Regions from separate parts of the Mus musculus genome. Here regions 1, 2, 3 and 4 are each linked to region 5. A link is a loop called in an ENCODE intact Hi-C map of the cell type or tissue named here. Cell type or tissue: heart. All regions are shown on one strand.

The links. Hi-C counts contacts between places; a loop is a spot of excess contacts. Peaks named below come from ENCODE experiments on the same cell type or tissue, not always from the same donor. Only the 100,000 strongest peaks of a DNase experiment are listed, where the experiment ranks them.
Region 1: it touches region 5 in a loop (2.7-fold over the local background); 4 of 42 quality-filtered maps call a loop at or near these places.
Region 2: it touches region 5 in a loop (6-fold over the local background); 41 of 42 quality-filtered maps call a loop at or near these places.
Region 3: it touches region 5 in a loop (3-fold over the local background); 10 of 42 quality-filtered maps call a loop at or near these places.
Region 4: it touches region 5 in a loop (2.2-fold over the local background); 4 of 42 quality-filtered maps call a loop at or near these places.

Annotation. Positions count from the first base shown.
Region 1 is chr13:112,082,309-112,087,308 of GRCm38, reverse strand. No RefSeq gene overlaps it. Among named protein-coding and RNA genes, the nearest start is that of Gm41062, 16 kb to the left of the region's middle. In heart, no CTCF peak of the experiment used is centred here; a DNase peak (open chromatin) is centred at 2,578; H3K27ac peaks cover 1,244 bases.
Region 2 is chr13:111,785,765-111,790,764 of GRCm38, reverse strand. All of the region lies in intron 1 of Map3k1 (mitogen-activated protein kinase kinase kinase 1), which reads left to right. Among named protein-coding and RNA genes, the nearest start is that of Map3k1, 21 kb to the left of the region's middle. In heart, CTCF peaks have their summits at 1,691 (motif pointing left) and 2,442 (motif pointing left); DNase peaks (open chromatin) are centred at 1,565, 2,374 and 2,715; H3K4me3 peaks cover 1,193 bases; H3K27ac peaks cover 1,577 bases.
Region 3 is chr13:111,951,923-111,956,922 of GRCm38, reverse strand. No RefSeq gene overlaps it. Among named protein-coding and RNA genes, the nearest start is that of Gm15322, 40 kb to the left of the region's middle. RefSeq lists an enhancer at 1,352-4,023. In heart, a CTCF peak has its summit at 2,103; DNase peaks (open chromatin) are centred at 2,192 and 2,582; H3K4me3 peaks cover 253 bases; H3K27ac peaks cover 1,744 bases.
Region 4 is chr13:111,934,006-111,939,005 of GRCm38, reverse strand. No RefSeq gene overlaps it. Among named protein-coding and RNA genes, the nearest start is that of Gm15322, 58 kb to the left of the region's middle. In heart, no CTCF peak of the experiment used is centred here; DNase peaks (open chromatin) are centred at 1,835, 2,395 and 2,815; H3K27ac peaks cover 1,023 bases.
Region 5 is chr13:112,257,016-112,262,015 of GRCm38, reverse strand. No RefSeq gene overlaps it. Among named protein-coding and RNA genes, the nearest start is that of Ankrd55, 29 kb to the left of the region's middle. In heart, a CTCF peak has its summit at 2,397; a DNase peak (open chromatin) is centred at 2,425.

The DNA of each region.
Region 1 (5,000 bases), 170 kb after region 5:
TTTCTATGGAGAACAAACAGGCAATCTTCTTCAGCCCAGATAGTTGATAGAGCTAATGTGCTCATTTAAATATTATTATATCTTATTTTGTGTGTGTGTGTGTGCATGTGTGTATGTGTTCCTGTAGAAAACAACTTGCAGAGTTGGCTATCTCCTTCTACCATGTGGGTTCGGGCATTGAGCTCAGGTCGTGAAACCATCTTACTGGATCTAGGATAGTCATTTAAAGAGATGGACCTAGTAAACCACAGTACATATAAACTAGAATGCTGCCAAACTACAAAGGGAGACTGGAAACTCAAGAGTTTGATGGCAATAGAAAAACCTCCAAACTGTATTTCTATTCAAGCAGAAAAAGCAAGGTACAGAAAAGCCTGCTCAATTGCTTAATAAATAAGAGGGGGCAATCCTGAAGGGGAAAAACTCTGCAAGAATACACAGGATGCTGTCAAAACAGTCAGAAACAACTTTCCAGAGGGAAATAAATACAACCAAGACAAGGACTTTCGCTGTTTTATTTTCTGTAATTTTTGAATTCTGAATCACACGACAGTACATTCTAATCAGTTAAAAGCACTTAAAATTGTAAGACTGTTTTCTGTATATAATAGCATACATACACTGTACATAATATTGCTTAATATATGTATTATATATTACATACTGTATATATTAGACTCTTTTCACACTTTCTGTCTCTTTCTGTGCCTCTCTCTGTCATACAAGTTTAACAATAGACTATAGCCATCGTTAGCTACTTTCTGTGGTGAGCAAAGACAGCTCTACATTAGGTCTCTACATTAGGTGGACACATACTATCGTCAGAAATGTCCAGCTGGGAAAACCACAGCCACGTAGAAGGGAAAAAACCAGATCTGGGCTTATTTTGCTGACTACTCAAGTGTCAGGCCCTTGATCATGTATTACCATCACCTACCAATTACTGAGAAACTTTTTCTGCCCGTTCAGTATCATTTGCTGAATAGCCGTATCGTTCACTAGATGTGGGTCTGTCGTGACCCCTGTATCATTTTCTGTCCTTTCCAGTTGCTCCCTGAATAATCTCTTGTTTCCTTGTTGCTGGGCAGTAAGTCGGTTTATCCTCCCCTCTGCTGTGCTATCGTCTGCATCTCTCTAATGAGCCTCATCCTGTATTTGACAGACAGTTTCTGTTTTGACAAGGTAAAATTGATCAGTGAATTATACTCGTGCAAAACATCTACACACACACAAACCCACTACAGAGAAAGATTCAAGTGTTGTCCACTTCCTTGCAGATAATAACTTGGGAAGCAGTTTTAATGGGCAGATGAATTCTAAATGGAGGTCTCTGTTTAAACTTCACAGTCCATAAATAGACACCAAGTGCAGACATCCTGCCTTTTGACCTGACTTTTGCCACTGGAAGCATTTAGGAGTACACTAGTATTTCTTTGCTCTTCTGTAAATGAGACTGGGTTGGTATACACCCAGTAAGATGGCTAGACAGATCCTACCATGCTCATCTGTCCCTGGGACCCTATGGAGAACCCTGACCAAGCCTTTGGAGCTCATTGGCTTTCGGTAGGACCCGGTTGAATTCTGAATTCAACGACTCCAGAGCGGATGTTTCTTGTGAGCCCGGCTCAGGAGATAGGTAGCGTGAGAATATGAAGTTGCATTTCCAATTTTCATCTCACAGACTTAAATAGATTCTGGGGGAAAAAAAAGACAAAGACTGTAGAAATATTCAGATTTAGTATCAGTAACTTGCAGCTTAAAGAAAGCATGACAACCCAAGATTGTCTGGGAACGTGCACCCTGTGGTACTGCTATTCTAACTGCAGGGACTGAGGGGGAGCACTGTTGGGACTGTTATAGACCTACCCTTCAGCATAGAAGGGACACACGTCTGCTCACCTGCCATGCCTCAAAGTCCGAGTTCCAAAGTTAAAGACATTTAAGCTTTCTTTGAGAAGGAAAATGACACTGGAAATCCTGTGCTAAAGAGAACAGAAGCCCTGAAAACTGTCCGTGGGAGCCAGTTTATGTGCCTTCAGTATATTCCCTAAAAGGGTCTCAGACCACCTTCCCTCAAAGTTAAGAACCAAACTGTTTCAGCCCAAACTTCTTATTTCGTAGAAGAAAAGAACACGCAAGCCAAATCTTTAAACAACTTGCCAAAACCCCAAACAATATCCCTCACTTGCCAGAACAGCCTTTAATTGAGAGCGGGACTGGTTCCTGCCAGTACTGGGGAGAGACCCTACTTGCAGGCACTGCACAAAGCTCCAGCCCCTGCCTTGCCAGTTCTCCCTCAGTGTCCAAATTAAATTTAGAGAGGAAGACGCGAGGTCATGGGAAGGGTCCTTGCTTCCTGGAGGTTTCAAATCCCAAATGGAGGCTGGAAACTGGTAAGGGATCCTCCTTGGGAACTTCTGAAAAAATAACTCATTTGAAAGTATCCCGATGCCAAGAAAAACGTGACCCTGTCCCCCGCCCTTCGGCTCTCCCCACAGCCCTCCTTCCTCCTGGCAGGTAACCTGGGCTTCCATGGTATTCTTTCAGCTTCCTCGGACCTCCAGCTGAGCTTCCCGTAGGGAGGAGGGATACAAAAGGCATTAGCCTGGAAGGACTGGTTTTACCATCTCTTTTCAGACCGCTGTTTCCTCTTTGGAAGACCACGTGTTTTCCTTAATTCGGTTTCCTGTTCCCCATCCTGCTGTCACCTCATCTTTACCCCCCACTTCCAGCCCAAGCTGGCAGATCACTCAGCTTCTCAACCAGCCACACCAGTGTTTCCTTTCCGCCTTTTTTATTTAAAAAAAAAAATGAATTTCCTCTTCTGACTCCTCCAGCTTAAGGACCCCTCATCTTTGTCCGAGTGCCATAGACAGTAGGACTCGTGAGAAGAAGGCAATTTAACAGCTCTCTCAAGCCTTTCTTTGGACTTCATTCACTAGCCTCTGATTTGCTATCTGTTTCTCCCACTTCCTGTTTCCTAGGGTGCATTTGTGTTCACTGTAGCATAGACTCAGATAGCCAGGTATTAAAGGTACAATATGTAGATGCTCTTGAATATCAGAATAGAAGAAATTGTATAGAGAACTATGAGATTGCAGGAAGGCAGAAACACAAGAAGAGCTACTGTGAGGTTTGTGTTTCAAAGAATTTAGAACTTCTAAATGAGAGTAAGAATCACAAAGTGCAGCTACGTCTTGAAGTGTCAGAGGAAATACCTGTTTTTACTGAACCAGTGCCATGCAAATACGTATGCACAACATCGTCGTCCCTCATCCTCGTGCGAGGCCCAGGTGAACGGCCATGCTCAAGCTTCCACCCTCATCCCCACAAGGAGCCTTACAGGACAACAACGCCAACAGGAAGCAGAGAAGCAGACAGGGATGTGACTGTGAAGACAAATCTCAGGCAACTAAAGTAAAAATCTCCTCCGTTTGTCAATTTGAAAAGGACCATGCAGCTCTGGGAACACAGGCTGGAGCTCCCTCAGGTAAGAATCCTAACGAAGAGACTTCACCCGCTGCGTTCATGAGGTTGTTTGAGAGATCTGGGGGGCTCAAACACCCAGTAAGGTCCAGAAATTCAAAGTCAGAACCAGAAGTCCAAGGCGAGGCCCAGCGCGGGCCAACTTGAGGAAAGTGCACACTGCTTCATTCTGGGTTTTCTGTCTCCCTCTGTATTCCTAAACAGTCTCCAGCCCGTTTCTTTTCTATTCTGTTTGGTTTGTTTTTTTTTGTTTTTTTGGGTTTTTTTTTTTTGTTTGTTTGTTTTGAGATAGGATTTCTCCATATAGCCCTGGTTGCCCTGGAACTCACACTGTAGACCAGGCTGGCTTCCAACTCAAGAGATCTGCCTGTCTCTGCCTCCTGACTGCCGGAACTAAAGGCTCATGCCATCACCACCTGGCTCAACTGTTTCTCTAAATGGCTGAATATCTTGATTCTCTAAGGATTTTTCCATGTTTTCTCCACCCCCCCCACACACACACAAAAGATGCAATTGGGGAGGAAAAGTGGTTTTTTGTGTGTCACCACTATTGAGTGTGGGGTTTTTTGGTTTTGTTTTTTTTTTGAAAGCTTCAACATTGAATTTTCTGGGTCTCTTCAGCCACATGGTGAGAAAGAGAGTGGGAAAAGTAATAGGCCTTCAGTCCTGGACTGTGATCAGAGAGCTTCGGGGTGTGTCTTAGTTAAGCTGTCTATAGCTGTAACGAAACATCATAGCCAAGAAGCAAGTTGGGAAAGAAAGGGTTTATTCAGCTTACACTTCCACATTGCTGTTCATCACCAAAGGAAGTCAGGACTGGAACTCAGCAGGGCAGGAACCTGGAGGCAGGAACTGATGCGGAGGCCACGGAGGGGTGCTGCTTACTGGCTTGCTTCCCCATGGCTTGCACAGTCTGCTTTCTAGTAGAACCCAGGACCATCACCCCAGGGATGATACCAACTACAATAGGCTAGGCCCTCCTCAATGACCACCTTACAGCTGGACTTTATGGAGGCACTTCTTCAACTGAGGTTCCTTTTTCTCTGATGACTCTAGTTTGTGTCAAGTTGACACAAAGCCAGTCAGTAGAGGGTGGAAGGGAACAGGCAGAAAGGAATCACATTAGTGGGTGTTAGCCCAGGTTTCCCCTGGGAAACACCTTATGACTCTCCCTTCCCTCCTGGTACTCAGTGTCCTCTACACTCGATTAGCACATGAATCTTCTCATTCCCACTATAACAACCATGTGCCCTTGTACCCCATGCCTGTGCCCTTCACACAGAATGGTAAGAATAGAAGGAACTTTGTTGGAGACATTATTAAGTGAAAATGGTATAAAGAAAGGAAAATAATTAATTTCTCACAGTCAGCAAAGTGGCAAGGAGACTGGCATGATTGGGTTGGCTATCCATGAGATGCCAGGATCCCTTCTAACTCAACACATCAGCCTACTTCAGTTCCTACTTAGCAATGAGCATTCTTTAGTATCTGCTCTTTAGAACTATTGATCAATG
Region 2 (5,000 bases), 470 kb after region 5:
CCCAGCAGAGGGGAGTATAGGAGGAGGAAGGTTAGGTCATCCTCACTTACATAGTGAGTTCAAGACCAGCCTTAGCTACGTAAGACGACACTGTCTTAAAAACCCAAAAGGAAAGGCTGTTTTGAGATTCCTGCCTCTGGGAAACCAGCACCTGCAGCTGAGTTGGGGGCTGTGGCCTGCCGGTAGGAATGTTAACTAGTTTAACCACTGTGGAAGCCAGCGTGGAGGTTCCTTAGACAAACACAAGCAGAATTCCTGTGTGATCCAGCTGTCCCACCCCCAGCAGATTCCTAAAGAGTCTTAAGTCAGAATACAGCAGAGTTATCTACACTCTCTGCAAGGTAGACAGCCAGTTTAGGCGCCCATCCGTGGATGACGAGGTAAAGAAAGCGTGCTGTCAGCATACGCAAGGCAATTCTATTCGGACACAGAAAAACGGAGCCATGCTGTCTGCAGGAAAATGCACAGATGTTAAAGTAAGCAGGACTCAGATAAATACGGCATATTTTCTCTCTTCTGTGGAATTGTGTGTGTGTGTGTGTGTGTGTGTGTGTGTGTGTGTGTGTGAGTGACATACACACACGGGCCCCAAAGTAGAAAGAGGACTATTTGATAGGAAGGGGGCCAGTGGGATGAGGTATCGGGAGGGTAGTGGTGGACATCAGAGTATATTACACACATGTATGAAATGTCATAAGAAAGCCCACCACCCATACAGTTACTATGTGCAGACAGCATTGCTTGCTTCCTGCCAGCTCTATCTTACCCTGTGTCTGGGTTCGCAGTTCCTGCACTTGCCATCCCTGGACACCACCCCCCTGACTGCCTTAGTTCTCCACTGCCTCCCAGGTTGCTTGGCTGAGACGGCACAGCTGTCCGCCTCCCCGACACAGACTCTTGGATCTTCCTCGGGGCTGTGTTTTGTCACTAACTTCAGGAAAATCAAATTAACTAGATCACATGGGCAAGTTTCAAGCAATGGGAAAGCCCCCTGACTAAGGACAAATGATCTGGACTCAGGGTGGTTTCTTGCTAATCCTGCCTTGGTGTTTTCCTGGGGCCAAATTCTGTCTCTTTAAACCTCTTGCCTAGCATCTGACCTCCCTTCTCCATGCAGCGCCCCTCAGGGCACAGCAGATGTTTCTACCAGAGAAGGATCTTTTTGGTTCGGAGGCTCCTACAGGAAGGAAGGGCATTTTTTTTTCCTTCACAAGCATCTGCAAATACCAGGGGCATCCGTTAGCACTGCTTGTAAACTGAAAGCTGAGTAAGACAAATCTTGCCCTCAGGTAGACCCAGTCCGAGGAGGACAGTCCACCCTACTCAGCATGTACTTGCCTAGTCCATCCCTTGTGCCAACCTTTCTAGTAAGACAGTGATAGTAGACTTGAAACCCACTTCTGTCTTCATTCCCAGTCTGGTGGTAGGGACAGACAGACGAGTGAGGAGCTGTGTGCTGAGGAGGCTGGAGGAAGGTTCTCTGCACTGTTACAGGGGCTGTAGCCTGAGGGGAGCTCAGTTAGTGTCTAGGGCAGTATGGGGTGACTGACCATAGGGCCTTGGAAATGTGAGCCCATAGGCTGATAAAAGGGGTGGGGCTGAGGGGGTCTAGATGGGCCGCTCATCAGTTAAGAGCACTGTTGATTCACTCCGGTCCCAGTTAACTGTAACTCCAGTACCCTCTTCTGACCTCCTCCGGTACTTAAGCACACTCCGGATGCGCCTATGGACATGCAGGCAAAACACTCTCCCTTCAAAGGAATAATTCCAATTAAAAAAAAAAGTCCGCCGTGCCCCAGGGAGCACTGCATGAAGGGAGCACGGGCACCAGTCCTGGGGGGACACACCTCGGGAGAGCATGGTAGGGTTAGCTTTTGTTCTCCCTTCCCTCGTGCTAGGAAAACTCAGGTTCTATCAGAACACTGCCAAGTGGTTTTCATGTTTCAGTTTGAAAGTCTTGAGGCTTAGAACTGTGTCGTCCGTTATCAGCCTGACTGAGAGTTAAGTGAGATTGCTGTTCCTGACAGAGAGCATTGGCTGACCCGCGTGCTCACGAAGGAGTCGCTGTTGGTTTAGTGGGAATAATAGTTTCTGTCACACTCTCGCCCAGTACACGGTTGTTGTTAAAACTGGAAAGTGGTTCCGACGGGAGGTTTAGAAGCACGCACCCGACAGTCATGAGTCAAGCCCTGCCAGCGTAAAGCCATAGAAGTGTGATCCTGCTGAGTCATCAAAAGTGAAAAGACACTGGCACTTAGGACGGCTTCAGGGTGCCCCTGAGGTGAGGAAGGCATACTTAGGAAGACCTTGACTCCAGCTATATTTGGGGCAGGATGTCAGAGTGAGTGCTGCTTCTGTTCGAAGTGATTTGTGGGCAGGCTACCTTTGCTATTAATAATCGTCTAAATTACATTTTTAAGGAAAGAGCGCCCCCTACCGAGCAAAGCGTCGTTTTTCCTGATCCCCTTCCCTTCCTGTGACCTTCGGGTTTTCCAGACAAGGCAGTCAGCTCTAGTTGGTTCATCTTGCAGTAAAGGGGCAGCCGGCAGCCAGGATGCTCCTAACACCATCTAAACAGCACTTTGCACGTTTCAGTGTCCCAACCAACTGGCTCGTCTCATGATGGACACATTGGCAGAGAAGAAGAGAACTATTCTAAAGAGTGACTAGGGAGAGTGACATATGGCATGTGGCTGGGGCCATGATCTACTGGGAGCTGCACTCTCAGGGGTGGGGCTGCTACTGAGATGATCCTGTTACTGAGATGATCCTGTCACTGCAGGGATTCCTGGGATCCACCTGCAAATCCAGACCTACGGAGGAGTGCGATCCACCTGGGCCTTTTCAGTCTCAGGGTTTTAATAATAAATAGTGTGCTCTCTGCTGAGAAGCTGAGACATGGACGCTTAGCAAACATGCCAGCGTCTTAGCTAAGGAATGCTATTTCATAATTTTGTAGTCATGATTTTTAGAGGGTTGATACACTTTTGGTAACATGGCTTAATTAATTACTTGGCATGTATCTTAGATTTTCCACTTTGCTGAACTATACAAGCATCTGGTAATTTTTAAGGGATATGTAACCTACGGGCTGAATTGATCCGTACTTGCGACATGTTCCTCTGTATTATACAGCCTGTAAAAGGATTTATATCAAGATCATGAACTAATTAATACAACTACAGGGGCTGGCGAGATGGCTCAGCTGTGACAAGCATTTTTGCTCTTGCAGAGGACCTGGGTTTGGGTCCCAACACCAAGATGGCAGCTCACAGCCATCTGTAACTTGGGTTCTGAGAGATCTGACACTCTCTTCTGGCCTCCATGGGCAGTACTCAGACACATGCAGACACACACACACACACACACACACACGCACGCACATACACACACACAAATAAATCTTTTAAACCCACAACTTTAAGGAGTTAGAACGTGGTATAGAATGTGTGTGTGTGTGTGTGTGTGTGTGTGTTGTGTGTGTGTGAAGTCAGAAGCACCAAGTGTAATTCACAGGAGTCCAGTCATTTGTTTTGTTGTTGTTTGAGCTTAAGATATATCTTGAAATGACAGATGCCTAAATAATGAATATTAACTGACCGAATAGCTAATAGTCATGAGAAGATGGTTTTAAAATTATAAAATACTCGGTTATGGCAAAAGTTATACTTTCAGATTAGCCCTCAGAAGCTAATGTGAGCCAGGGGTAGCGATGATCCCAGCACTTGGAAGGGAAAGCTGGGCAGGCAGGCAGCTCGAGGCCATCCTTGGTCACAGTGGGTTTTAACTGATATATGCGACCCTGTCCAAAAGTGAGAAATAAGCCATAATTTCATGAGTTGATACAAATTAAGCATTTCTGGTAATGTTATCCCCGGTTCTTGGCAAAGTAGGCCAGGTGCCCACAAAGAGGCCTGTGCTAGAGAGTTGGACCTCAGTGTAGGATGTCACTGTGGCTGCACTGCCACCAAGCCTGGGCAGGCGCTCCTAGCCCCCCTCCAGCCCCTGATGCTCTCCAGTTCCCTGCACGCCAATATGGAGAGTGGCTCTGTGTCTTTTAAGGGATGACATTGATGATGCAGTTAATCTTCTATGAGACCGCAACAGTAATGTTTTCGTGTAAAACAGCCTGGAAACCCATGCTTTGCACTCGCTACTTAACAGCTTGAATGTTCTTAACAGCTTTAGATGTCTCTAAGAGAGCTTTGAAACGATGCCCATGCCTAGTAACTAAGTTAGTACTGTTCTTAAAATCATCAAGCATTGAGTGTCTTCCCGGGCCGTGTTATCACAGAGCGTGTGTGATCCACATAGCTTCTGACCAGATGGAGATCATGTAAGAGTCCCACGTTTAAATATGCTGGTCACCAAGGTTGCTCTAGGAAGCTTTGTTTCTGATGCCGTGTCCTCGTGCCGTAGGGAAATTGCACCTGTCATTTGACAGAAATTATATGATCCTAGTACCCACACTGAACAGACCCAATCCCTGACTCCTGAGCCCAGAAGAGCCTCCACCATAGTCTTCATGTTCTTCATGTTTCTAGCCAAGTATTACCTTCCGAACCCGATGGGAAAAGGCGGCAGTGGGGTGGGTAATGGTTCTATTTGGTGCTTTCATGTATGCAATAGTAAGTATTGCATACATGAAATAGTATGCAATAGTATATATGTATGTATACATATACATTCACATATATATGAAGCATCATGGTTTAGGTGGAAGGGGAGAAAGCTTTGAGGACAGAAAGACCTGGTTTTAAAGCCCCCAAATTCTCTCGTAACTGAGAGCTCATAGACTACTTAACCTTTTTGTAAGAGTCTATCCTCAGCCATGACCGTGAGTCTTGGCTGTGCTCAGACCTGGAGCAGCACCTGGACCTGAGGCAGTCTCCACAGCACAGTGTAACAGCAGCAGTGTTCATAGTTCTAGTAGTCCCTGTCTCCCCATTTTACTTACACAAGAGGTCAGCAGGGGGAGGCGTGAAAGTTAGCTCCCTCCA
Region 3 (5,000 bases), 310 kb after region 5:
ATGAGAATAGTTGGTTTATAGGAGCTCTTAAGTAAACATGTTAATGGTTAAATGGGGATTTTGCCCATTATGTTAAAAAAAAAAAAACTGCATGGGATGCTAAAACTGGTGTAAACATTGGGAAGACGCTTGCCCTATCAAAACTTGTGGTCTAGGAAATGTCACCTGAACTTAACGCTATAATAGCAATAAATCGGAGAATTTCTGTATGTGAAATACTACGTTGTGCTGGCTGGTGTATGTAAACGTGACACAAGCCAGAGACATTTTAGAAGAGAGACTATGTCCCCCACCAGCTTGTCCTTTGAACAGGCTGAATAAGCCATGAGGAGCAAGCCAGTAAGCAGCATCCCCCCATGGCCTCTGCATCAGCTCCTGCTTCTAAGTTCCTGGCTTGTTTGAGTTCCTGCCCTGACTTATCTCAGTGATGATCATGGGAACGGAAGCTGAAATATATATATTATCCTTTGCCTTTTGGTAATGGTGTTTTACGACAACAATGGTAACCCCCAACTAAGGTAAACCTGCGCCTTATTTGACTTAATCAAGAACCCAATGAGATGGACTACAATATTTCTCTGTTCACTGAAACTCAAACAATAAAATGATGAGCCTAAACTCACTTGGCCAAAAGACTCTCACTTCATCTACCAAAGCACCTCTTCCTTTTAGCAGCATGGGCCCACTCCCATCCCCCCGCAGACATGGTCTTAACAAGACTCACATAGCTGGTGTACACAGCTACTATGTGCTGTCATTGAGCCTAGGGGAGAAATCTGCTCTCCTGGCCACGTCACACAAGTCACACCAGCGTCCTTCATAGCATCTTCCAGCTGGGACTAAATAGAGAAAGCACCTTCTTCCAGGCCATCTGGTGAAGGGAGACTGGGCAGCACGACCTTTGAAGTTCCTAATACATGTGGCTTCAGCCTCTTGGACTATCAGGACTTAAGAACATAAGCCTATTACAGAGAAACAACCAGAAAAAAGAGATAAGACATTCCCCCATGACATCAAAGGCCATTTTTCCCTTCGGTGGAGGTCTGGGAGCTGTCTAACAACCAGCTCACCGGGGAGAGTTCTGATGGGACTCTGAGGTGCTCATTTTCTCTAGGTAAGAAGAACACGAATCAGCACAGGCTGGAGACACAACTGACTTCCTTGAAAAAAATCAAGAGCTTTCAAGAACAGAATTGATATTTTCTCAGTTTTGGCTGCGACTCAACTGTAAATGCACAAATTAAAGCTAGTTACCAGGAACACCTCTTTTATTGCTATTGTCACACAGACATGTAATACATTTTGATTATATCCCACCCCACCCCCCTACTATCCTCACTTGGCCACCAACATCCCCTTTCTGATCCCCTAAACGTCTCCTGTCATCAGACTTTTAAAATAAATTAGATGAGCTTTTGCTATGCAGCCCACGCTGGTCTGGAATTTGCAATCCTCCTGCCTCACCATCCCAAGTGCTAGCGCTCCAGGCTTGAGACACCATGCTCAGCTGTAGACATAAAGTTTTAACTCAGATTTTCCCACACTTTCTCCATCATTTTCCTAAATCTAGATTCCAGACAAGCCATACACGAATAAATAGGTCAAACCCTGATTTGTAACATTTGTCAGTTTCAAACACAGGAAAGCTTCCAACATGGCCAACATCAAATGTCCATCATGACAGCAACGTCCCTAAGGAGAAATAAACAATGTTGCTCCATGCCACAGTGCTTCCATAAAACATACAGGGAAGATATAAATCATCTGAAATGCAGAGAAGAGCAAAACACAGGAAAATCAGGAGGAATTGGTGACATTTCGAGGTTTGTTGCCTTTGTGCCTAACATAATTTTTGCTCGTTTTTTTTTTTTTAGTTTTAATCAATGCACTATTTAGCAGCTGAAATTCCCACCTCTGTAAGCCAATCTTCTAACCTACTTCATTTCATTTAAATACAAAGCAAAAACTGCACCTCCCACCGTGTAAAAACAGAATGCTTGGTTATGGAAAACCTAGCCACACTGTGCAATGGTCCCTTTAAAAGTCTTCCCTTGAAGAATGTTTAATCAGCTGAGCAGAGGCTCTTTACCCCTGCAGGAGTTAGGAGGATGTTAGCAGTTCACTGCCACAGGCTCCCAGGAGCCTAGCATCGTTTTGTGAAACCACACAGGGTGGAGCCGGGCCTTCTTCTCCCAGGAGAGGAAATGACCAAAAGAATACCACGTGTGGCATTCCCATAGCAGCAGAAGGGAGGCTGGAACTCCCAGAGCAAAGGGAGGCACAGGAGACCACGCCCTGGAAACTTGCCTTTTCCATGGTCGGTCGGAAAGGACCCACAGTTTGTTCTGTGAGGTTTGAAGCATCAGGAATGGTAAACAGAACAGTATTATTCTCTTATTCTCTCACCCAAGTCTTTGTTTCTTTCCGCTGGTGTCTGGAAAACCTGCTTAAAGAGTTATTCCAAGTGTTTTTGTCAAGTCTCTAATCTGTCTTCAAAAATAGCCCGGAAGAGGAAACAGGCTATTTACCCCAGAGAGCAGGGTGGAAATGGCCAGGAAAAGTCTCTCCATAGCACCTAGCTGAAAGCCACAAGTGAAGAACGGGAGGTCTGAGACAGAAGCCAGCCAGTGCTGCTAGTCTGCAGCTTTCTGCTTATCCTGTAGTTTCAAAATGGGGACAGGGGGGTCAGCTGAAATCTGCTGTTGTGTGACAGTGGGGGTGGGGGAGGAAGAGGAGGTAGGAGGGGGAGAGGGGGTGCTATGGATGGTGGGGAAGGGCCTATAGGACTGAAATTGCCGAACAGCAGGGAAATCAACTCTGTAATTCATAGCAAATCCTGTTTAATGTGCATTCTCTCAGAGGGGGCTGAGCGGGACCCGTCAGCCATACATCCAAAGTTGATTAAAACCCTGACGTTTCTCATAATTGGACCTCATTAATAAATTCCTCAGGGTTCCAGGAGGCTGTGAGGAAGTAAAGCAAAGAGGTAGGGAAATGAGAGCAACAGGAGATTGCAAGGTCCCAGATGCGGAGTTAATCCCACTCAATCAGACTGGACAGAAACTTTATGTTCACAACGACCTGCTGCTCGTCAGCCTTCTTCCCCTCCTCAGCAGGGCAGGCTTTTCTTCAGGCACTACGCCCTGAGCTTTAAAACCCCATATTCACCATGCTAACAAGTTAGGAACTGATTCTCCTCACTGGACACTCTCATGGTTTCTCAGCTTGAACTGAATTGTTATGTGTGAACTTGACTCGGTTAAGGGATGCCCAGAGAGTTGACAAAAGGTTGTTTCTCACTATGTCTAGAGAAGGCAAGTGTTTTATGAGATGGACTAGAGAAGATGCTCTCACCTCTGCAGGCTAACATTATCAAGCGTAGCATGTAGATAGGTATATACGGCCCTTGATGGCTAGTTAGAGCAAAAAAGGAAAGAATTCACTTCCTCTGTTGGAGCTGTCCTACCTGCTGTCTCCTTCCTTCTGTCCTTCCTCTGGTTTGGACTGACACTACACCACGAGCTGTCCTGTTTCTCTAGCTTAAGTGTGGTAGTCCATGGAACTCTGTAGCTTCCAGAATCTCTAGAGCCAAATTGCATGGTATATCTGCTTCAGTAGATCTCTGCATTCTGTTTCTCAGATAACACAATCGCAAACCTTGCCTGGAGACACTGACTTAACTTGTTGTTGTCCTAAATCATTCCTCATTAACAAAGGATTAACATCTTTTGTAGCAAGCTTGCTCGGTTTGTATTGTACCATTTCTTCTTCCTCCAACAGAAGTGAGCCTAAACTGCAAAACACCCACGGCTGAGATCTTTAGCAACAACAAGATGCAAATCACCCCAGTGACACCCAGACAGAGGCGCTAAACTCTGAACAAGAAAGGACAAGACCCAAACACAGGATTTGCCAGGACTTTGCATGCCTTGCTTTTGTGGTGCCTATATCACTGATATGTGAACCCTCTTCTAGGCATTTCAAAGGGAGTGGTCATCTAGAAAACCTGTGGAGCAAGGAAGAGGTGCTATCATTCAACATTCAGTACTCATCAGCCTCCATTCAACAGGGACTCCAAAGTCACCAGTCTTCAGCACAGCTCAAGATCAAAGGAAGAGTGGCTTCTATTGGATGTGATTTTTTTCCTTTGTCCATGTTAGAGTTAAGAGAGATGGAGGGAGAAGGGAGAGATGGTCCACCACATCAGTGGCCATCCTAGACTTGCCCCTCACTAAATCCACTGGCCCGTACCCACCTCCACACTCAGATGCCACATTGCTGAGCATAATGAAAAAGAGGCTACTATCAACTGATGCTGCGAGTCTTGGTAGGGACAACTTGGATAAGTATGCTTGGCAGTGTCTGGAAAGGTTAGAAAAGTCTGTACATGTGATACAGAAATTCCACCGCTAGAAATATCTCCATACATCTAAAAGTACACAAAGATATGGACTACAGAGATGGGCACGATAACTCTTGTAATGTAAAAGGGGGGTTTATATGTAAGGGAATGCAGAGGAAGACAGGGAACAAGACCAGAGAACTTTGGGCCAGGGATAGACCCACCTCAAGTCTCAGGAGTGTCTGCGCGTGCCGGACTCGCCAGCAAGAACGACGCTGCAACAGGATCCTTCTGCACACGTTTATTGGGAGAGCTTGATTGCAGAGGCGAAGAGACCCTGAGCCCAGAACTGGTGCTGCTTATATAGGCCTAGGAGAGGCGTGTCTCACACCCGGATTGGTTATGCACTACACCTCATTTGCGTGTTCCTCATCTGATTGGCTACTCTCTCTCTCTCTGTACCTCACAGAGCCTCATTATCATACCTCATTTGCATGTCTCACATCTGATTGGTTATATTCTCAAAGCCTCATTATCATGCCCGGGCCAGGCAGTGTCTTTGCAAAAAACTTTACTGCATATGTACACATTGGTTGTTTGTCCAAACTTATGCGTGGTGGCCAGCAGTAGTCAGTGCCACTCTGCAACGGCACATGTG
Region 4 (5,000 bases), 320 kb after region 5:
GACTCAGTCATTGGATGTTCTTCCTGTGAGGTTGCTATGACCACCCCCTCCCCAAAAGACCCCCACCCCCAACCTCACCCCCACTCTAGTCCCTTCTGACATTTTTTATCAGTTCTGCTCTTCTTTCTCCCTTGGCTATGTTCTCAGCCTCCTCTCCTTCATATGTGCTCTGTTCGTGTCTTTACAATCTATAGGGCACCAAGAAGGTATGTTACATGCAGCGCTTCCACTAGGAGGTTACAAAGGAGTTGGGCATCATTGTGGCTACTGCTGTGCACAAGGACTCTTCTTGTCCAAGGTAGAGTGCCTGAGCTGCAGAGGGACTCGTTGGTACTATTTCTTTTTCTTCTTCCACTAAAGGAAACCCCAAATTTCAAGAAGAAGTGGGGCATGAGAGGATGAGGAAGCGGGGAAGGAGAAAGGGAGAAAGAGGAGGGAAAAAAGAGGGATAGCAACAAATACAATAATAATAACTCAACAATCCTGAAACACTGTTATGCCTATAATCAGGTCTTTCAGCAATGAGTTAAAATTTGGGGCAAGCAAAAACAAATTAATAGGATAAATGTACAAAATTACTAGAATTATTTTTTTTTAGAAATCACAGTTTTTCTTCATGATGTGGTGGCATTCAGTTCTTTGCTCTGTTCATGTTTTCTGAGGTAGAGTTTCATGTAGCCCAGCCTTGAACTTGCTTTGTGAACTTGCCATGACCTGGAACTTCTTCTGATCATCCTGTTTCTATCTTGCATGTATTGGGATTATGGTTGTGTGCCACCATGGCTGCTCTATGCAGTCTGTGCTGGAGATAGATCCTGTGGCCTCGAGCATGCCAGGAAAGTGTGTTAGTTAGGGTTTCTGTTGCTTTGATGGAATACCATGACCAAAAGCAACTTGGGGATAAAAGGGTTTATTCAACTCGTGCTTCTATATCATTGTCCATCATTGAAGGAACTCGGGACAGTTGTGAGGACCTTTTCCTTGCCGTCTCTCCCTTGTGAGGGCCTCTGGGATAGCAGATGATGATGCCCCGTCTCTCTCTGCATCCCCAGTGTCCCAGCTCAGAAGACAAATTCTAAATATTTGCTTAGCAGTAGGACACAGGACAACACTTTGCAAGTTCAATCCGTTACTGGGAAAATATAGTGAGAACTGTGTGTGTGTGTGTGTGTGTGTGTGTGTGTGTGTGTGTGTGTGTGTGTGTGTAATTCGGTCTCCAGAACCAGAACCAGCTGGCAAGCAGCAGCAGGAAGATCTGTTCTAGTCTCACTTGCTACGTTAGACAATTGATGGCTGTGTCCACCACGGCCACACTTGCAGGCAAGGTGTTCAGGTTTAGCCAGAATAAGTCATATTTCCTAATCCTAGGTACCTACCAGCCCATCTAAATGATTCTGACTAGCTATCAGTAGGCAGAACAGAGCACAATCCACGCCCTGCCCCAGGAAGGGGCTCAGAAGCTCCTGCACTCACACAGTGCTAGTATTTCTCCCAATCATCTCAAAGCCTGGAACAGAGGATCTTTATACCAACACACAGAAGAAAGGCTGAGTGGGAAAAATCACTGACCCTCAACCCAGTGACCTGCGTGAGGATGGCTTTCATCAGAAGCGAGATGCAGAAGTAGTAAGATGAAGGAGTTGGACTTTCTGATCAAAGCCAGAAACGTCCGTCCAAGGTAAAGGCATACGTGAAACCTTTACAGAAGAGACAGCATCGACGAGAATGCTTGGTTCTTTACAATGCATTCACTGTGGGAAACTAGCCAGGCCCAGCAAGCTGACCAGGGTCCCTTCACCCCTGTGCCCAGGACAGTTTGGCCAAAGGACATCTAGGGTGAAGGCCTCAGTCAGTGCTAATCTCCATATCCCGGAATAGCCCAGAGAACTCGTCCAACCTGCAAGTCTGCCTTTAAAAAAAAAAAAAAAAAAAAAAAAAGCCTTTGGAATTCTTTGTCCAGCTCTGCTTGGTATACACGGGAATGATTCTTCTGGGACTTCTCTGGTGACCTAGTCTTTGCTATAATGACATCTCTCAACAGATCCACCAGCCCTCAGATTCTCTCCCAGACACTAATAATAGGTCCAATTAGAAGTAAAGATTCCAAACAGATGAGGCACGAATTGATATACACGGCCGGCCTGGCTGCCACAGATCCATTTCTTCCCCTGCAGAAAAGACACCAAACTGGCCTTGAGGAGGGAACCTCCTTTTTTGAACAGTTACCATGGCAACTGGAACCCTTTTCTCCCCAGGGCACCTGCCCACAGGCTCCCACCAGCCAGCTGGTAGGGAGGGTGGATCAGCCACCTCTGTCCCAAGTCACTGTGCTCATTTGACCAACAAAGGTGCCAACAGTGCCAGTTGGCCTCATGATATGGATACCTGCCCACGAGGCATTGGCCCAAACATTGGGGACTTTCACAGAGGCCAGCCAACAGCTGGCAGGCAGGAACTACCAGGTCATTGTCATCTGGGGCTGAATTGGAACATGCATACAAGACACAAAGGCTGTGTCTGTAACCACAGCATCTCTCCCTCCCTAGGGATTTGTTTGCAGCTCCAGATCCCCCTGCTCTGGGAGGAGCACGCATGTGGCTGAAGGTGCCTTTTAGAGGCCACGCCCACCTACCTTTTTTTAGCAGTGCCCTGCCTTCTGCACGCTGCCGTAGAAAAGCTTTCCCTGCCCCATGTCTGGTTTTATTGCAAATGAGAAGGTTCGCCATAAGTCACCCCAGGCCAGTGGGTTCAGAGGTGGAGTTGGTAACCAGAAGCCATGCAGACTTCCTCTCCTGGCCCCACACCAAGGCCTCCAAGGTTCTCTTGTCACATGAGGTTAGTGTAGTTTCACATCCTCTAAGCAAAGCTCTGTCGAAACTCTCTAGTCTCACATGGCATCGGCTCAAAACAACCACCTCGCTCAGCTGCCTGGCTCACTGTTCCAAGAGTGGGTCAGGAGATCTGGGTTCCAGTTTCAGCTCAACCTGCATGACCTTGACAAGAACCAGTCCTCAGTTTTGCATCAGAAAATTAAGAGGCCCGAGTTTCTATACTTAGGATCCACTTCCTCTCCTCTCCCCATTACCCTCACCACTTCAGTTTAAAAAAAAAAATAGATAGGCAGGTAGGCAGGCAGGAGGCAGGCAGACTGACTGACTGACTGACTGACTGACTGACTGATTGATTTTTGGATTTTGGAGACAGGGTTCTGTATTGCCCTGACTGTCCTGGAACTCACTCTGTAGACCAGGCTGACTTTGAACTCAGAGATCCACCTGCCTCTGCCCCCTGAGTGCTGGGTTTAAAGGCGCGCCACCATTACCCAGCATTCCTGATGCTAACCCAAGAATCGCCAAAGACTAAGGGATATTTTTTCAACTTTTCAAAATCAGACATCTCAAAAATACTAAGCCAAGTGAAGGGAACTTTTTCTACAGGAGAGTGCATGTTTTATGATTATAACATGAAATGCCTAGACAGGCAAAATTAACCAATGGTAAGACACAAACATGCTTACCCACTCTCACAGGAATAGCTGTAGATTGCCTCTGAGAGTGTGGTAGGAGCAGGAATTACTTAGGAAAAGGCATAGTTGACAGTATACATTGTACCTGGGTGTGTTTGTGTCACACAATCTATGTCAAAACTCATAGACTACTATTCTTCAGATGGATTGAACGGTGCAATGGAGTCAGAAGAGTAGACTGTAGAATTGGTGAGCACTGGGTGCTCTTGACAAAACACTGAGGAAACATACGCAATAATAAGTTCCTGATCCATCCATACCACCCTTTCTCCACCCCATCTCTTTCTCGACTATTGGCCTCTTTCTTATTGAATGAGACAGGGGATATATCTGATATCCTATGATGATTAATCACTCTATGCCCAGCCCTCAAGGGTAAAAACAAGTTCTCTGCAGCCAGAACTCGCCCTTGAGCCTCTCTGCCTCTGCTCTCTGGTTGCCAACATTTTTGATATAATTTATTTCTTTCTTTCTTTCTTTCTTTCTTTCTTTCTTTCTTTTTTTTTTTTTTTTTTTCGAGACAGGGTTTTGATATAATTTCAATTGACACAACCCAGTAAAGACATTTTAAATTTAATTCCAAATGTAATCAGAGTGTATATTTTTATAACCACTCTAAGAGTTAGTATATCGACTACCCAAGGACAGATTACAAGCATATATTTTCCTATACTTGCTTCTCAATTAGCCCAATAGATATATCCCTAAATTATTGATTTGTTTTGTGTGTGTGATCACTTCTTCTTAAGATCTCAAACACATTCTTGGTTCTCTCCCAATTTGCTTATCTTTCTTTAAAACCTAAGCATGAAAATGCATGCATGCTTCATTGGTAAACACAATGTGCTTTGGAAAAAGATTCACACTGGGTCTGCACATGTGCAGCTAACGTTAGTAAGCTCTATGTCGTTGTGGGGGTCCTTCTGCCCCAATTTCAGCCATTCTTTCCAGAGAAATTCCCACCTCTTTTGTTTTGACGTGATTGTCTGTGTGCGTGCGTGCGTGCGTGCGTGTGTGTGTGTGTGTTTGGAGGGGTTTTTAGGCCCATTTTAAAGGCTATGACTTTGAGGTGAAAAGTGCTAGTTCTACAAGCATGCAGGCCTAAGTATGATCATCAGAGCTTACAGAAAAGTGAAAAAATCACTGAGGGTGGTGATGTGCACTTGGCACTCCCAGTACTTCAAAGGCTGAGAGACAGATCCTTGGGGTCTACTGTCCATCCAGCCTGGCCTAATTGTCAAGCCCCAGGTCCCAGTGAGAGACTGTATCTCAAAAACTAGACTGGATGGGTCCTGAGGAATCACACACACACACACACACACACACACACACACACACACACACACACACACCAGAAAGGCGTGTAGGTTTAATAAACATTTGATAAACATCTTTCCAGAAAGCTGCTCCCACTTCAGCCCAGTGCCCATGCACATTTGTTAAATATTAACATATAAGTCCCTTTCGTGAAGGC
Region 5 (5,000 bases):
TGTCTAGCAACACCACCACAGACACGCACTGGGGTGTGCCTCTCTACCCACCTAGGTTTCTCTTGATCCAATCAAGTTAAACATAAAAATAACCACCCCTGATGCCAGCAGAGTCAGAATTCTGTTTCTTCCCCTTTTGTTTCCTTCAGTTTTCTCTACTCTCAAAAGGATTCACAACTGCTTTCTGTTTTTCTGCCAAAGGTGGATGTGTTTGCAATGTTATTCTCTACTTCAAATGCAGACGAGGGCACCTGTGCTCCCTGGAGACTAGGTGAGTTTCTCGGGCCTTTTGTGCGTGCACTGGGGATCCTGGGGGTTAAATGTCACTCCTCTAAGAGAGCAATGCATCTTTCACCACATCGAAGAGCCTAATCCCACACTTTGTTTGAGCAGAGAAACAGGAGCAGAAAGCGTAAGAAGAGTTCTTAAGAAGTTCTTAAGAAGAGAGACTGGGTTTTGTGGCTGAAAGCTGACACCTAAAGAAGCAAAGAGGAGTCAGTCAGGCCTTACTGGGAAATGTGAGGTTGGCGGCCTGGGATCCCAGCACTTAGGAGAGGCAGAGGGAGGAGAGCTGAGATGAACCAGCACCATGAGCACCAGGGCGAGAGATGTCATAGAAACACCAGACTGGATGGATGGGTCGGATGCTGAGCACACCCATAGATGGAGCATCCTAACTCCATACGGCGCTCTGTGGCCTCAGACTTCACTGAAAGCTTTAGCCCCCTTTGGAGAGTCAGTGCCTGACCCAGGCCTGCTTGGTTGCTGTTTAGTGGTTTAGCTTCACCATGGACATCAGAAGAAAGTATGTGCCTTGGGTGACGATGTCACAGAATAGGTGGTGGAAGGAGATATAGTATTAAATCTTTGAAAAACGTATATATGTATTCAATGTACTGTAATCATATCCACTCTTCAATACTTCTCTCAAACTACCTCAGAACGCCACCAGCCCACCCTCCTCCCAATTTCATGCCTTCTTTAATTATAAATACTAATGTTACTAGTAACTAACTCCCTAGCGTCAATTAGTGCCTAAGCATGGGGACATAAAGTAGGACACAGGCAATCTATTATTGGCTACATTTCCCCCACAAATGTGACTCTGTCTCTCAACAGCCATCATCTGTCAGTGGCTTCGATGTTAGAAATGGAATGTTAGTTCCATCATGTAACCCCCTCTCCATCCATGCTGGGACTTTGACTGGCTTGATCTTATACAGGTCTTGTGTAGCCAGCCAGAGATGCTGTGAGTTAATAGGTGTGCAACAACTCTGTTATGTTAGGAACGCAGCACTTCACGGAACGTAGTGCCCCTCCTTATTCTACAGCTCTTACATTCTTCCCGTACCTTCGTCTGTCATGTCTTCCTTGAGCCTTGGATGAGAGTGAGTAGAGGTGATATAGAAGAACCATCTACTGCTGAATTCTCACACTCACTTGTTCACAGCACTTCTACAAGATCTGAGTCTTTGCATCAGGGCAAAAAGAAACTTCTCTGACCTAGCTTGAGAGCAGCACAATCTATGAGTGTAAATATAAATAGTGAGAAGGCAGCTTGACACATTACCATTTCAGGAAACACCATTAAGTCCCTCGTCTAAAACTGGAACTATCTAGATCTCTCTAGTCATAGTTTTTAACTCAGTTTACAGTGCCAGATATGAAGTCCCTCCAGTGAAATAGGTCTCAAATCCAATCAGAACATGATTGGTTACCACTACAACTATTATGTATCAGTGGGCACAATGCGCTGGCAGGTTGTTATGTGGGTAACACCACATAGCATGTGGGTAAGACCACTGTTTTCTCTTCCTGAGCCAACTTCCCAACACCCTCCAGCACCATGAAAACTAGCCAGCAGGAAGAGAACTTCCTGATAAGTTTGAGATTGAATTCTTGATGTCTTTCAACTAAAGTGTATGGTGTATTCAGCAAAAGAACTTCCCCCTGAACCCCACTTAGTTATGTTGGCAACCAAGATCAAACAACAGCCTACATAGTTCTGGATCCCTCCAGGGCCCCTCTGACCAATAACTTGGTGGGCAAAATTTCATGTCCAGCACTGAAATCTTCAGGAAGGACTTAAACAGAGAAGGAGGATCTAGGGTTTTGGCAGCAAAAGGACCAGAGAGTGAGAAATGGAAAACCAAGCACACTTTCTCTTGGATCATTTCTGTATAGTGCAGCAGAATTGTTTGCCACCCTGAGAAGTACAACAATAGCAGCAACAATAACAGCAGCAGCAGCAACAACAGCAACAACAACAACAGCAACAACAGTAACAGCAGCAATAACATCATCATCAACAATAACAAAACCAAGTCAAGGTGTGCACAGGCTAGATCCAGCCCTTCAGGTTACACACTGAGACTTGGCCATCTAGAGATGCAGTGCACTGCAGCAGCCAGTTGGGGTCAGAGGTGCTTCATCTCAGAGAGCATCCAGGCTTTGCCTATAGCTAGCTCTGTCTTTAATTTCTCAAACTTGCAAACCCTCTACAGTCAGAAAGCCAGTTTAAATTCTCTTGGAGTTTACATTTCTGACCAGGTAGAGCCGATGCCTGGGAAGAAAGAAGTGTCTGATCTCATGGGCCTTGGCGAGGAGATTGGTTTCAACTTTAAAACACTGAGAGTTTTGAGTTTTGTCCACTTGTTCTCGTCCTATCCCATGTACCTCTGTAGATTGTGGATACAGGGCTCTCAAGGACACTGAGCAGTCATGGACACAGAAAAATCATCTCCTTGGCTTAAGCGTGCAAACACCTGGAACGGAGGACTCCAGCCTAGCTTCCTAAATCCTTATCTCCATGGTACCCTGAACACATTGCTTAAGTGATATTGGTGGGTGTAATTGGCTCATAAGTGTTTATAAGCATCCAGGTCAGAATAAGCTTGTGATAACCAACTCTATATATCTCTTTCTGCAGCCTACCTAAGGGATATCACGGGGATAGATAGATGGACAGGATCCATTGTTAGGATTGTTAGGGCCATAAAAATGTGCAAGTGTGGAAAGCCAGGACCTTCCTCCTGTGTTAACCAGCTTTCTGTCACTACAACAAAATACCCAAAGACGTTCAAATTTACAAAGAGGAAAGGTTTGCTTTGGCCATGGGGTTGGAGGTACTACTTGGTCCTATTGCATGTGAACTTGTGTAACAAGGCAAGGTAGAATCATATCACGGTGCCGTGGTAAAGCAACTGTTGACCATGTGGTCAGAATGTGGTAGAAAAGGAAGAGGCAGAGAGGAGGGCCCCAAGGACTACACAACCTCCTACTAGGCCTCTTAAAACGTTTGTCATCTCCCAGTAATGCCAAGTTGACTAAGTCTTTAGTACACAGGTCTTTGGGAGGAGGTGGGGGGCGGCTTTCTAGATTCTAGATATAAACCGCAGTGTTTGAAAGCTGGTTGCGAAACATCTGCGTGCACATCGATGACGACATACATTAGCTGCTCAGCCCAGAAGGCATCTGTGAAAGAGGAGGGGTAATCTCTGAGAATCAAAAGGATCTTCCAGGATAAATCGGTCTAGAAACTATAGTCAAGAATCCCCCAAAGTGATTTTCCTGTCAAGGGCAAAGAAGACATTAAGTCAAAATTTCCTGTAGAATTTTTAATGGTTAGGCGATGGTGCTAAATGGCCCACAAAGCCACGTGACCTCCTTCCCTTTCTAATCCTAATCTTAGACCTTGAGAAAAATCTCAAACCTCTTTAGAAAGAGGCATTATTGTTTCTACAAAGTGTGTGTATGTGTGCGTGTGCGCGTGCGCGTGCGCGTGTGCGTGTGCGTGTGTGTGTGTGTGTGCGTGTGCGTGTGTGTGTGTGTGTGCGTGTGCGTGTGTGTGTGTGTGTGTGGTGTGGGGGGGGGAGTGAAGTTGAGGGACACCATCAGAAGGAAAGAGTGGCTATCTTTCTCCTTTGTGTCACATCAGGGACCATTGAACAATGTATGTTTGCTCATGTTTGTACAACGCAAGAATTTAAACCCATAAAATCAGCTTTGCTTAGGGGAGACAGTTTCACAGGCATAGATGATCATCCTTGCCGCTCCTTCAAAGTTGCTGGGAGACATGGTCAACGAGTCTGCTGGAGTGTAATGTTTAGAGCATTTTATTCACAGGGAGCATTTTAATCTACATTTTTATTGTTGTAATTAAGTGATTTGAAAGACATTATAGACCTGGTGGTGTTCTGGGTGTTTTGGGAAGATGGCCAAATACAGATGGCAACTCATTGGCTCTCTTTATGTAGCCCTGGCTGGCCTGGAACTCACTATGGAGACCAGGCTGTCCTCTAATTTAGAAATCTACCTGCATCTACCTCCTGAGTGCTGGAATTAAAGGTGTGTGTGATGATGCCTGTCTGCTGAGCTGAGTACTTCAAACTGATCTATGGGACTTGAAGTTAGCTTTAGGAAAAGAATTAACGAAGAAATCAACGACCAGTGAAGGCCTGGAGAAACAGAAGTCAAGAGGTGGAGTTGTTGCTCTGAGGATAATCCAGGGCTGAGTAAAGCTTTCTGGAATCACCAATCTAAGGCTGGCTTCTCAGAGGGGCATGAAAAGGCTGGTTCTGGGGTCTCTGAAAGCTGGAGCCAACTGCTGCTGCTGCTGCTGCCCCTGCTGCTACTACTACTACTACTGCACCCACAGGAAGAGCAGTAAACAGAAGGATTGGGTCCGTGCACTTCGGTCCTCACATCCTAAGCCACCCTAAGCTAACTGAGGTACTTACCTTTCTGTGCCTGCTTTCTTTTTCTTTTTTTCCACTTAGCACAATGATTTCTGGTTTCACCTATTTTCTTGCAAATGACAAGATTACATTATTTCTATGGCTGAATTGCACTCCACAGAGCACATGTATTTTGGTGTCTTATGCATGAGTCGTGCTGTGGTGAACACTGGCATGAAGATGCTTCTTGATAGACTGCTTTCATTTCCTTTAGTTATCCAGAGAGAGGTCTGGTTGCAGGACCGTTTTGTAAGTCTCTTTCTG